Regions from separate parts of the Homo sapiens genome. Here region 2 is linked to region 1. Evidence: chromatin loops called from intact Hi-C (ENCODE). Cell type or tissue: K562. All regions are shown on one strand. Links, peaks and the distances in the headings refer to the core of each region. The heading gives the core; the rest is flanking DNA. Region 1 has its middle 40 kb from the start of LINC02176. Region 2 has its middle 4.0 kb from the start of COTL1.

What was found. Peaks named below come from ENCODE experiments on the same cell type or tissue, not always from the same donor. Only the 100,000 strongest peaks of a DNase experiment are listed, where the experiment ranks them.
Region 2: a loop joins it to region 1, with 7 times the contacts of the local background. A loop is called at or near these places in 18 of 110 quality-filtered maps.

What each region holds. Positions count from the first base shown.
Region 1 is chr16:84,963,347-84,972,077 of GRCh38, forward strand. No RefSeq gene overlaps it. Among named protein-coding and RNA genes, the nearest start is that of LINC02176, 40 kb to the left of the region's middle. In K562, for the core only: a CTCF peak has its summit at 7,372 (motif pointing left); a DNase peak (open chromatin) is centred at 7,375; H3K27me3 peaks cover 584 bases.
Region 2 is chr16:84,620,859-84,623,358 of GRCh38, forward strand. No RefSeq gene overlaps it. Among named protein-coding and RNA genes, the nearest start is that of COTL1, 4.0 kb to the left of the region's middle. In K562, for the core only: CTCF peaks have their summits at 1,468 (motif pointing left) and 2,104 (motif pointing right); DNase peaks (open chromatin) are centred at 1,453 and 2,083.

The sequences.
Region 1 (8,731 bases), core at 6,232-8,731:
GCTTGTTTTCTCATGGCCTCCTCTAGAATCTGGATTCTCCGCCATAAAGGACAGCCTCCTCGCCTGTCCCCTCCTTCCTCTCTAGGTCCTGTCTCTCGCTGCCCCTTCCCCGACTCTGCTAGAAGTGGAACCAGCCTGGGAAAGGCAGAGCTCCCCTTGGAGAGCAGAGGAGGAGGAAAGCCAAGTGGCAGACACGGTGCGCCTTAACTGGCGAGGACCAGTCCCGAAATGCATCCTGTGTTTCACTATCTGCCCTGCGGCTGGTCCCCCTCGTCATCATCTCCTCTTCTGCTGGAGTTTCTCGTCTTTAGAGCTTTCCCCTGGCTGGGCATGTTCTTTCTCCCTCCCGCTCTGCCCAAGGAGAGGTGACGGGGGGTGAAGGAGGCCCTGAACTTCGTGGCCAGAACACGACAGAGGCTCCAGCTTTGGGAGGGGTGGGTGTGGGCGGATCATCTGCAGTGGCTACTTTCTCCAGTCTCTTCCAACACCCCGCAGCCCACCCCATTGCTGAAGGACCTCAGTTAGTCCCCAGCCTCCACCCTTGCAGGGCGTGTGTTCCAATCAAGCTCCACCGGAGGGTCCCCTTCCTCTCCACCAGTCCTCACCCTCCACACTGGCGTTCCTGAGCACCCCAGGATGCCGGGAGGTGTTGCCCACCCCCACCCCAGCCCACCCTTGCCGTGACCTGCATCCTCACCCCTAGCACCTGGAGGTTGCTTTGCTGATGACACGGTGGGAGCAAGATTCAGGTGGCACGGAGCAGAGGGGTGGGGTCAGCCTCAGGGGACAGGCTGAATCTCTGGGAGCCTCAGCTTCCTCCATCGAATGGATATGGTGACCTCTCCCACCCCTCCTCATGGGGCGCAGTGGGATCTGGAGCCCTTAGGTGTGCTTCAGGTGTGGGGTTGACGAGAGGGCATGGGTCATTCCGTTACCCTGTGCCAGCACGTGCTTGCTGTTCATTCACTATGCCGTGCTAGGAGGCGATACCGCGAGGAACCAGGGACGGATGCAGCACCTGTCAACCACATACCCGGGGCTTGAGTGCTGTTATGAGGGCGTGGGCCTATGGGACTCCGAGGAGGGGAACTAACCCTGCCAGGGGTGACCAGGGAGGCTCCCTGGAAGAGGTGGATTCTGAGCCAGGCCTTGAACAATGAGTGAGAAGTAGCCATTCATTTCTTCATTCATGTAGTTAACAAGCATCTGTTCCAAGTCTGGAAGTACAAATGCGCATTGAGTTGGAAGACAAGGGCCCATACGTGCTGCCCTGGGAGGGCTGGCCAGGAGAACAGAAGACATCTCTGACCTCCCTTTCAGGGCCCGTACCAGGTCCAGGGCTTGGCCAGGCTGGGTGTGGGTATGGGAGTGGGCAGGGCTGGCCCACCCAGGTGGGCCACAGAGCCAAGGGGGCCTGAGCCTCATCCATTAGGTGTGGTGTGGCCACACGGTGAGGGACAGGAAAGGATGGAGCTCCGTGACTGTTGATAGGGACAGATCTCCAAGACATGTTGTGACGTGCAAAACAGCAAAGTGAATGTTTGCTACCATTCGTGCACAAACACATCCGTGAGCAAACGTGTGTATGCACGCACACACACCTGTTGGCTTCAAACGTGTGTGTGCACGCACACGCACCTGTCAGCTTGAAATGTGTGTATGCATGCACAGGCACCTGTCAGCTTGAACATGCTCAGAGACCGTCTAGGCCCCGCGTGGGTACCACCCGCTCAAAACATGAACTTAATAGTTTTCAAATAAATAGAGGTTAAAAAACCCCAAAGACCCTGGCTTTAGAGGGTCCAGGTTTTGACGCTGAGCCTCGGTTTTCCCCTCACAGCTCCTGCTCCCTGGCGCTTTTGTGAGGAGCTGGCACACGAGGGATGGGAGGACTGGGAGCTGGCCGAGCTAAGGGTTTGACTGTTGGTAGCTGCTGCTGGTGCTGCTGTTTCTGTTTCTGGTGTTACAGCCACTTGCCCTGCACCCCAACCCCTCGAGTGATGGGGGAGAGCCGGGGAAGCCCTAACCTTACTTGGGTCTGGGCACCTCCCATGTCTCCAAGATTTCTCCCACTGCAGTTTGGAAACTGAGCTTCAGAGACCTGAATTCAGTCTCGTTCTAAGCACACTCGCATACACCAGACATATAATCTCACAAAATTGCATAAACACACATACAGCCATGCAAAATTACATGTGCACACAATCATCTCTCACGATCACTCAAAATCACATAAAAACCACACACAAATGCAAACTGCACTTATGTAAACACAAAGTGTCACACACAATCACACAATCACACACGCAATCATGCACAATCACACAAACACAATCACACACGCAATCACACAAACACAATCACAATCACACAAACACAATCACACACAATCACACACGCAATCACACACACAATTGCAAACAGTCGCACACAATCATGCAGCCGCATACAATCACAATCACATTCACGCACACACAATCACGCACACACAATCGCGTACACACAATCATGCACAATCACGCACACACAATCATGCACACACAGTCACGCACAATCACGCACGTACAATCACGCACACACAATCACGCACAATCACGCACGCACAATATCACGCACACACAATCACATACAATCACGCACTCACAATCACGCACAATCACGCACACACAATCACATACAATCATGCACAATCACGCGCACACACAATCACCAGCACGCAATCACGCACACAATCACGCGCACACAATCACGCACAATCGCGCACATACAATCACGCACACACAATCACGCACACACACAATCACGCGCAGACACAGTCACGCACAATCACACACAATCGCGCACACACAATCACAGTCACACACAATGACATACACAATCACATGATTACACAGATCACACAATCATGCTCACACACAGTCACACACAGAATCACGCACACACACAATCACAGATGCACAATGCAGCAAGCCCAGCTGCTGAAGTACTCAGCTCCTTCTGGATGAAGCTGGTACCCCGATCCCAGCCCAGCCCTCGCTTCCCAGGCCCCAGCAGTAAGAGGTCAGGAAGGGCTGGGCCAGGAGGGCAGCCCCAACGATGTTGTCCCCAGACCCACCAGCCAGACCCCAAAGGTGGGCTCAGAGCCTCCAGCCCCAGCGGGAAGTTCATCTCTAAAGCCCCCCAGCCCACCAACCATTCATAAGCCCCAGCTTAACGGGGGCCCCTGCTGTGATCTCAGCCTCCCAGGGAAGGAGGGGCTGGAGGGCTGTGGAGAGCCCAGACAGAAAGAGGTGGCCCTGCGGTGTCTTCCTGGGGCAGATGGAGTCATCTCAGGGCAGAGGCAGATCCTACAAGTGGTGCCTGTCCACTCAGCGCCTTCCCCTGTGAAGCTCCAGTTCTTGGTAGAAAGCCTGACCTTTGTGATGGGGGACAGTGGTGGCCATGGCTGGCGCTCCCCGCCTGTTTACTCCGTCCTTCCGGAGCTGCTTGCCCTGGAAAGGAGCAGAGGCCTTAAGATGGGGCACAGCAGAACCCAGATGTGTTCCTAAGGGAGCGTTAGACAAGCCCCAATTGAGGAACATTCTACAAAATATCTGGCTAATGCTAGGCAGGAAAGACTGAGAAACTGTCTCCAGTTGAGGAGTCCCAGGAGACATGAGCACTGTGAGAGCCAGCCTGGATCTGGGGGGCCCCGCGGGTCATTGTGAGATCTGGAAGAGGCTGCGGACGAGTTGACAGTGGTGCCTCCATGCCAGCTTCCTAGTTTCAATAATTGCCCAGGGGTTAGGCCGGGCGCGGTGGCTCACGCCTGTAATCCCAGCACTTTGGGAGGCCAAGGTAGGTGGATCACCTGAGGCCAGGAGTTTGATACCAGCCTGGCCAACATGGTGAAACCCCATCTCTAATTAAAAAAAAAATACAAAAAGGCCAGACACGATGGCTCATGCCTGTAATCCCAGCACTTTGGGAAGCCAAGGCGGCTGGATCACCTGAGGTCAGGAGTTCGAGACCAGCCTGGCCAACATGGTGAAACCCCGTCTCTACTGAAAATACAAAAATTAGCTGGGCGTGGTGGCGAGCACCTGTAATCCCAGCTACTTGGGAGGCTGAGGCAGGAGAATCGCTTGCAACTGGAAGGCTGAGGTTTCAACTTGAAACTGGAAGGCTGCATTGAGCCGAGATCTCGCCACTGCACTCCAGCCTGGGCAACAAGAGCGAAATTCTGTCTCAAAAAAAAAAAAAAGAAAAAAGAAAGGGAGGGGGATGCTATATAAAGGGTATGTAGGAAATCTCTGCTATATTTGCAACTTTTTTGTAAGTCTGAAATTATTTCCAAGTGAAAAATCAAAAATTTTTTTCTAATAAAATGCAGCACCCAGCTAGGAAGGTGAGCACAGGGACTGCCTGCATCCATCAGAGACTTGCTCCTCAGAGGACGTTTGCCACCAATATGAGCGGCCCTGGGGGCAGTGAGCTAGCGAGGCCTGGTAGAGGAGGGGGCGAGGCCAAAGCAGGCAAAAAGGAGGTGGGATCAGGGCCCACCCTGCCTCGAGGTTGCTGTGGGATACTGGGTGGATAACGGCGATACAGGCGCAAACACGTGATGCTGTCGTGTTCTGCCATAAAAAGGCATGAAGTCTGGACACGCGCTACCACATGGGCAGAACCTGAAAGCATAATGCCGAGTGAAAGAAGCCAGACACAGAAGGACACGTTTTGCAAGATTCCGTTTCTATGAAATGTCCAGAACAGACAGATTCATAGAAACAGAGTAGACGAGTCGGGGCCAGGGGCCGGGGGAGGAGACGGGGAGGAGGAGTAGGGACTGGCTGCTAATGGGCATGATGCAAATGTTTTGGACCTAGATAGGATTGAGCTTGTACAAGATTGCAAATAGATGATATTAAGCGCCATTGACTTATTCAGTTTAAATTAGTTGCTCTTACATCACGTGAATTTTATCTCAATATATTATTTTTCTAAAAGTGAAATGCTGTCCTGGGTGGGTGTGCGCAGGCACAGCCTCCAGCTCCAGCCAGGAAGAATTGGGGCCCAGGGAGGCAATGAATCTGAATTTCAAGGTGGAATCTCCTGATACGTAGATCTTAGCAACTGACTAAAGGTATTTCATCAACGCCATTGGGGGCAGCTCTAGGTCTCAGCCACCAGCTTGCAGTCTTAACCCAAGATGACCTGGGGTGGGGTGTCTGTGTGTTCGGTGGAAGCATCTGGGAGATGGCCACCCCTCACCTCCTTGGGGTTTACTTGGAGAAACGAGGACAGACGGAAAAGTACCTCCAGGCAGAGAGAAAAGCTCTAGACAAACACCAAGATGTTCATGGTTTTAAAAGACAAGAGCTGCAGCCTTTTAAAATCCCACAGGCCTCTCTGCCATGGATGAAACACTTTCTGGGGAGATTGTAAATGTTTACTCTGGTGGATTTTGTTATAAATGGACGTGGTTTTGTTTGGTTGGTTATGTTCTTGTTTGCTTTTTTTTCTTTTTTTCTTTTTTGAGATGGACTCTCGCTCTGTTGCCCAGGCTGGAGTGCAGTGGTGCAATCTTGGCTCACTGCAACCTCCGTCTCCCGGGTTCAAGCGATTCTCCTGCCTCAGCCTCCCGAGTAGCTGGGACTACAGGCGCCCGCCACCACGCCCGGCTAATTTTTTTTTTTTTTTTTTTTTTTAGTACTTTTAATAGAGACGGGATTTCACCATATTGGCCAGGCTGGTCTCGAACTCTTGAGCTTGTGATCCACCCGCCTCTGCCTCCCAAAGTGCTGGGATTATAGGCATGAGCCACTGCGCCCGGCCATCCTTACTATTTCTTGAGCACCTACTATGTGCCAAGCATCCTCCTGCCCTTCAGGATTCATTATTGCTGATCCTCCCAGCAGCTACACGAGGCAGAAGTTGTTGTCATTTTACATACAAGGAAACTGAGATGCAGAGGCAGGAGGTGACCCACTCCGGGCCTCGCAGCTGACGAGGCTGGTGCTGGGATCCTGAATAGCCGGCAGATGACCAGATTTGGTGGTTTCTGGTTGCATTGAGCTTGAAAAGCCTGTTCCCCTCCACCCAGGGAATCCCCTACTCTTTCCAATGCTGGGTGCGAAAGCTGTGATTTTCAACTTGGAGCATGTTGCTAAAATACAGATCACTGGGTGGACATCAGAGTTTCTGACTGGGGAGGTCTGGGGTGGGGCTGAGAATTTCCATTTCTAACAAGTTCCTAGTGATGCCGGTGTTCCCGGTCCGGGGAGGGGAATGCACTTTGAAAACCACTGTCCTAAATAAAACAAGTTCATTCATATTAAGGTTTGGGGGACTGAGAACAGCTTCAGTATGAGCCTTCCCCCAGTTAGATGTGATGCTGTAGTGGGGAAGTTACAGGCTGAGGGTGGGAAAGGAAGGGACATGTTTTGTTTTGTTTTGAGACAGAGTCTCACTCTGTCGCCCAGGCTGGAGTGCAGTGGGGTGATAGCTCACTGCAACCTTTGCGTCCTGGGTTCAAGCAATTCTCCTGCCTCAGCCTCCAGAGTAGCTGGGATTACAGGCGTGCACTACCATGCCTGCCTCATTTTTGCATTTTTAGTAGGAACGGGGTTTCCCCATGTTGGTCAGGCTAGTCTCGAACTCCTTACCTCAGGTGATCCGTCCGCCTCAGCCTCCCAAAGTGCTGGGATTACAGGCATGAGCCACTGTGCAGAAGGGACATGTTGAGGGAGGGAAACTGCAAAAAACCCAGCCCTTTCCTGCCCCAGGGCCTTTGCACATCTGGTAACCGCAGCTGCAACCCCTCACCTCCCTCCAGGGCCCTTTCCTGACAACTCATCCTCCACAATATCCACCCTGATAGGGGATATCTCCTTTTCTCAATGCTGATAGCAGAAATCACAGTCTACAAATTGCATATTTAATTTCTTGTATTAGTGTCTTTTTTTCTTGAGTCTCACTCTGTTCACCCAGGCTGGAGAGCGGTGGCACGATCTTGTCTCACTGCAACCTCCGCCTCCCGGGTTCAAGTGATTCCCCTGCCTCAGCCTCCCGAGTATCTGGAATTAAAAACGTGAGTCACCATGTCCCTCTCATTTTTTTGTTTTTAGTAGAGACGGGGTTTTGCCATGTTGGCCAGGCTGGTCTCAAACTCCTGACCTCAAGTAATCCACCTGCCTTGGATTCCCAAAGTGCTGGGAGCACAGGTGTGAGCCACTGCACCCAGCTAATTAGAGTCTACTGAGGGCAGACGCCTTGCTGGCACACGGTAGGTGCTCTGTAAATATCTGTGGACCTACTGAGCAGATGGGCCAGCGATGGGTGAACTTCCCGCGGCCTGAGCAGTGTGTGGGTATTTGCTGTCTCGTGGCGCCCCCTGGTGGCCGTCATGCAGCACACGCTGAGGGGCCAACCCGTTTTCTCCCTGCAGGATAAGTCCCTCACCTGGCACCCACTTCCCATGTGGCCACCATCGGTGACGTGGGCAGATCCACAAAGTGGCAGCTTTTGGCCCCCATGGAGTTCTGTGCTTCTGGATGATCAGGTGAGTTGGAGGAAAGTCCCTGTTAGAGTTTCTCACATCATTAGTAATGGCACCATGATTAAAGAGCTAGTGCTGATCATGTTAAACATAATACGATCCTTGTTTGCTGCCTATGGGCCCCGAGCAACCTCTCTCAGCCTCAGTTTTTCCCCATCTATGAGATGGTGATGATTGCAAGAGTTAAGGGAAACGGTGCGTGTTAAATCAGCACAGGACAGGCAGGTTTTCCATAAAGAAGCGCTGTCGTATTTGGGGGAAATTTTCTCCTGAGCATGGGCTGATGACACCGTGAGAGGTCAGCCCTGTTACTCACCCAGCTGGGCATGTCAGAAAGCTTCTTGGCCTCCATTTCCCCACCTGTGAAATGACCACCTTGGCCACACTGCCTCCCAGGGATGTGGGGGGAGCACCAAGGAACACCAGAGCTTGACAGCTGGTTCCCAGATACGAAGGATGGGGAAAGAATTTTCTGTAGGAGGAGGTCAGACTCCTAGGTACCACCCCCCAGACCCCAAAGGAGAGGGGCAGCTATTCCTGGAAGATCACGGGGTCAAGGACAGCAGGCACTACTCGGGGCAGAAAAGGAGAGAGGAGCTGGTCTATTTACTGCCCAGCGAAGCTTCTGGGCCCTTCTCTACCGAGTCCCAGCAGCCAGTCTTCCAGTCAGGAGATGGGGGCCGCCTCATGGAAAAGCTGGCTCCCTACACAGCCCTGCCAGGCAGTGGGCTGGTGTCTCACGCAGAACATGGAGGAGGGCTTCTAATAGGAAAGCCAGAGAGCACGCAGAGGAGAGAATGCGGAGTGGGGAGCCTGGGAGTACACCACCCAGGAAGCCAGGGGAAATGCAGAACGAAACCCCAGTATCCTTAGAGACAGGGAACAGCAGGGCATCCGCAGAAGACACTCTGGCTGATGTTTCCTCAAAAACACAAAGGAAAATAAAAAGCTTCTGGAAATTAAATCTACCATAGCCTGAATTTTAAAAAACATCCAGAAGAGCTAGAAGACAAAGCGTGGCGTGGTGGCTCACACCTGTCATCCCACCACTCTGGGAAGCCGAGGTGGGCGGATCACTTGAGGTCAGGACTTCAAGACCAGCCTGGCCAACATGGTGAAACCCCGTCTCTACTAAAAATACAAAAATTAGCTCGGCGTGGTGGCACACGCCTGTAATCCCAGCTACTCAGGAGG
Region 2 (2,500 bases), core at 1-2,500, 350 kb before region 1:
TGTTTGTATTTTTAGTAGAGATGGGGTTGGCAGGCTGGTCTTGAACTCCTGACCTCGTGATCTGCCCGCCTCGGCCTCCCAAAGTGCTGAGATTACAGGCATGAGACACCGCACTCGGCATTTTTTTTTTTTTTTTTAAAGGCAGGGTCTTGCCTGCCTCAAAAAACTCTGTCACCCAGGCTGGAGTACAGTGGTGCAATCTCAGCACACTGCAGCCTTGACCTCCCAGGCTCAAGCGATCCTCCCACCTCAGCCACTCAAGTAGCTGAGACTACAGGCACGTGCCACCACGCCTGGCTAATTTTTGTATTTTTTTGTAGAGACAGGTTTTTGCCATGTTGCCCAGGCTGGTCTGGAACTCCTGAGCTCAAGTGATCTGCCCGCCTTGGCCTTCCAAAGTGCTGGGATTAGAGTTGTGTGCCACCCGTATGGGGATTTTTGTAAAGCCCCCTGAGTGATGCTTACGTTCGACTGGGGCTGAAAGTCACTGCTATAGATAATAGATACACTTGTATGTGTGCAAAATATATCCAGGGTTATTCATTGAGCTTTACTTTTAAGGCAGAAGGTGAGGGCTAACCTGAGTCCCCATCAGTGAGGGGCTAGATGAATAGGTAATAACGCTGGTGAACCATGCACGACTATGAAGCTGTAAAAGAAAGAAAGGATGAGGACCCTCTCTAGATGCTGGTATGGAACATTCTACAAGATAGATCATGAATACGCAAAGCTAGCTACTGAATAGTGTGTTCAGAACAACACTACCTTTTGGGTAAAATGGGGTGGGTGTTAATATTGTATTTGTTTTGTTTTTTTCAGAGGGAGTCTCGCTCTGTCACTCAGGCTGGAGTGCAGTGGCGCGATCTCGGCTCACTGCAATCTCTGCCTCGCGGGTTCAAGTGATTCTCCTGCTTCAGCCTCCTGAGTAACTGGGACTACAGTGCACGTCACCACGCCCGGCTAATTTTTGTATTTTTAATAGAGACAGGGTTTCACCACGTTGGTCAGGCTGGTGTCGAACTCCTCATCTCAGGTGATCCGCCCGCCTTGGCCTCTCAAAGTGCTGGGATTACAGGCGTGAGCCACCACGCCCAGCCTGCATTTGTTTATATTGGCATTGGCATTGAAACTTCTGGTAGAGAACACAAGAGAAAACTAACAGTACCTGTGGTGGAGGTGAAGCAGAAAGTCAGGCAAAAAGGGTTAGGGATTGGGGTAGGAGGGTGGTGGGTGTTACTACATACCTTCTTGTTTTAGTTTAGTTCTCGACCACGTGAATGTATTATCTGTTCAGAATGCTAAACTACCACCCAGAAACGTGGCTGCCATACTGAATTCAATCCTCAGTCTCCATGGTTCAGCGTTCCTGGAGGAATCCTATGAATGTGTAGGGAACTGGGAAGCCCCACTTCAGTCCTCCTTTCATTGCTGTTCTCTTTCTAGTCATTGTTGCGATCGCCCTCTACTGGACCGAAAGTGTAAGGGATTGGTTTGAAAGAGAACCCTGATTTTGAGCACCTTGCTGTCCATTTGCCCAGCTAAAGGAGAAAAATAAACCTCATATCAGAAATAAATATTCTGTGTAAATATTTGTTTAAATTGCAATCCATGTGATATAAAACAATCTAATTCAATTCATGTTTCTTTAAGAGAAATCAAAGTATTTGACACTTAACTATGTGCTATGCACTGTGTTAAGAACTGGGGAAGTAGGCCAGGCGCAGTAATCCCAACAATTGGGAAGGCCGAAGCAGAAGGGTTGCTTCAGCCGAAAATTTGGAGACCAGGCTGGTCAACATGGCAAAGCCCTGTCTCTAAATAAAAATAAAAATAAAAGCTAGTCAGGAATGGTGGCAGGTGCCTGTAATCCCAACTCGCGAGAGGCTGAGGTGGGAAAATTGCTTGAACCAAAAAAGATCAAGGCTTCAGTGAGCTATGATCAGGCCACTGCACTCCAGCCTGGGCGACAGAGCAAGACTCTGTCTCAAAAAAAAAAAAAAAAAGGAATTGGGAATTGCTATAAATTAATCCATCCATTCATTCATTCTTTCCTGGCACTGAGCCTATTTCGTGTCCAAGGCGGGGTCACAAACTTACTTGCCTGTAGGGGGCAGGCATGGAATGTAAATGAACCAAGCACAGACCATGTAAGAAAATTTGTTCTGGAAAAGGTGATCCTCTCTGTTCTGTCTTCCTCCAGGTGAAAGTTTCATGCTCAGAGCAGCTTCCTCATCCAAAGAGAGTCACTGGTTCTCAGCTCTGCCATAGTTGCTATGCACAATGCCAAGCTTCTGGTTGTTTCAGCAAAGCAAAAAATCTGGATGTCTCTGAGAAATCTCTTATTCCTACATTTTGGTGATAAAAATGCACACAAGAGCTATTTGTGTGCAAATGTGAACTAGACTAATATCTCCCAGTCCTCTCAGGGCTTAAAGTCTATTATGGGTGACAAGCATTTACTTCACTGTGGACACTGTTGGTTGTCAGCAACAGAAAACTC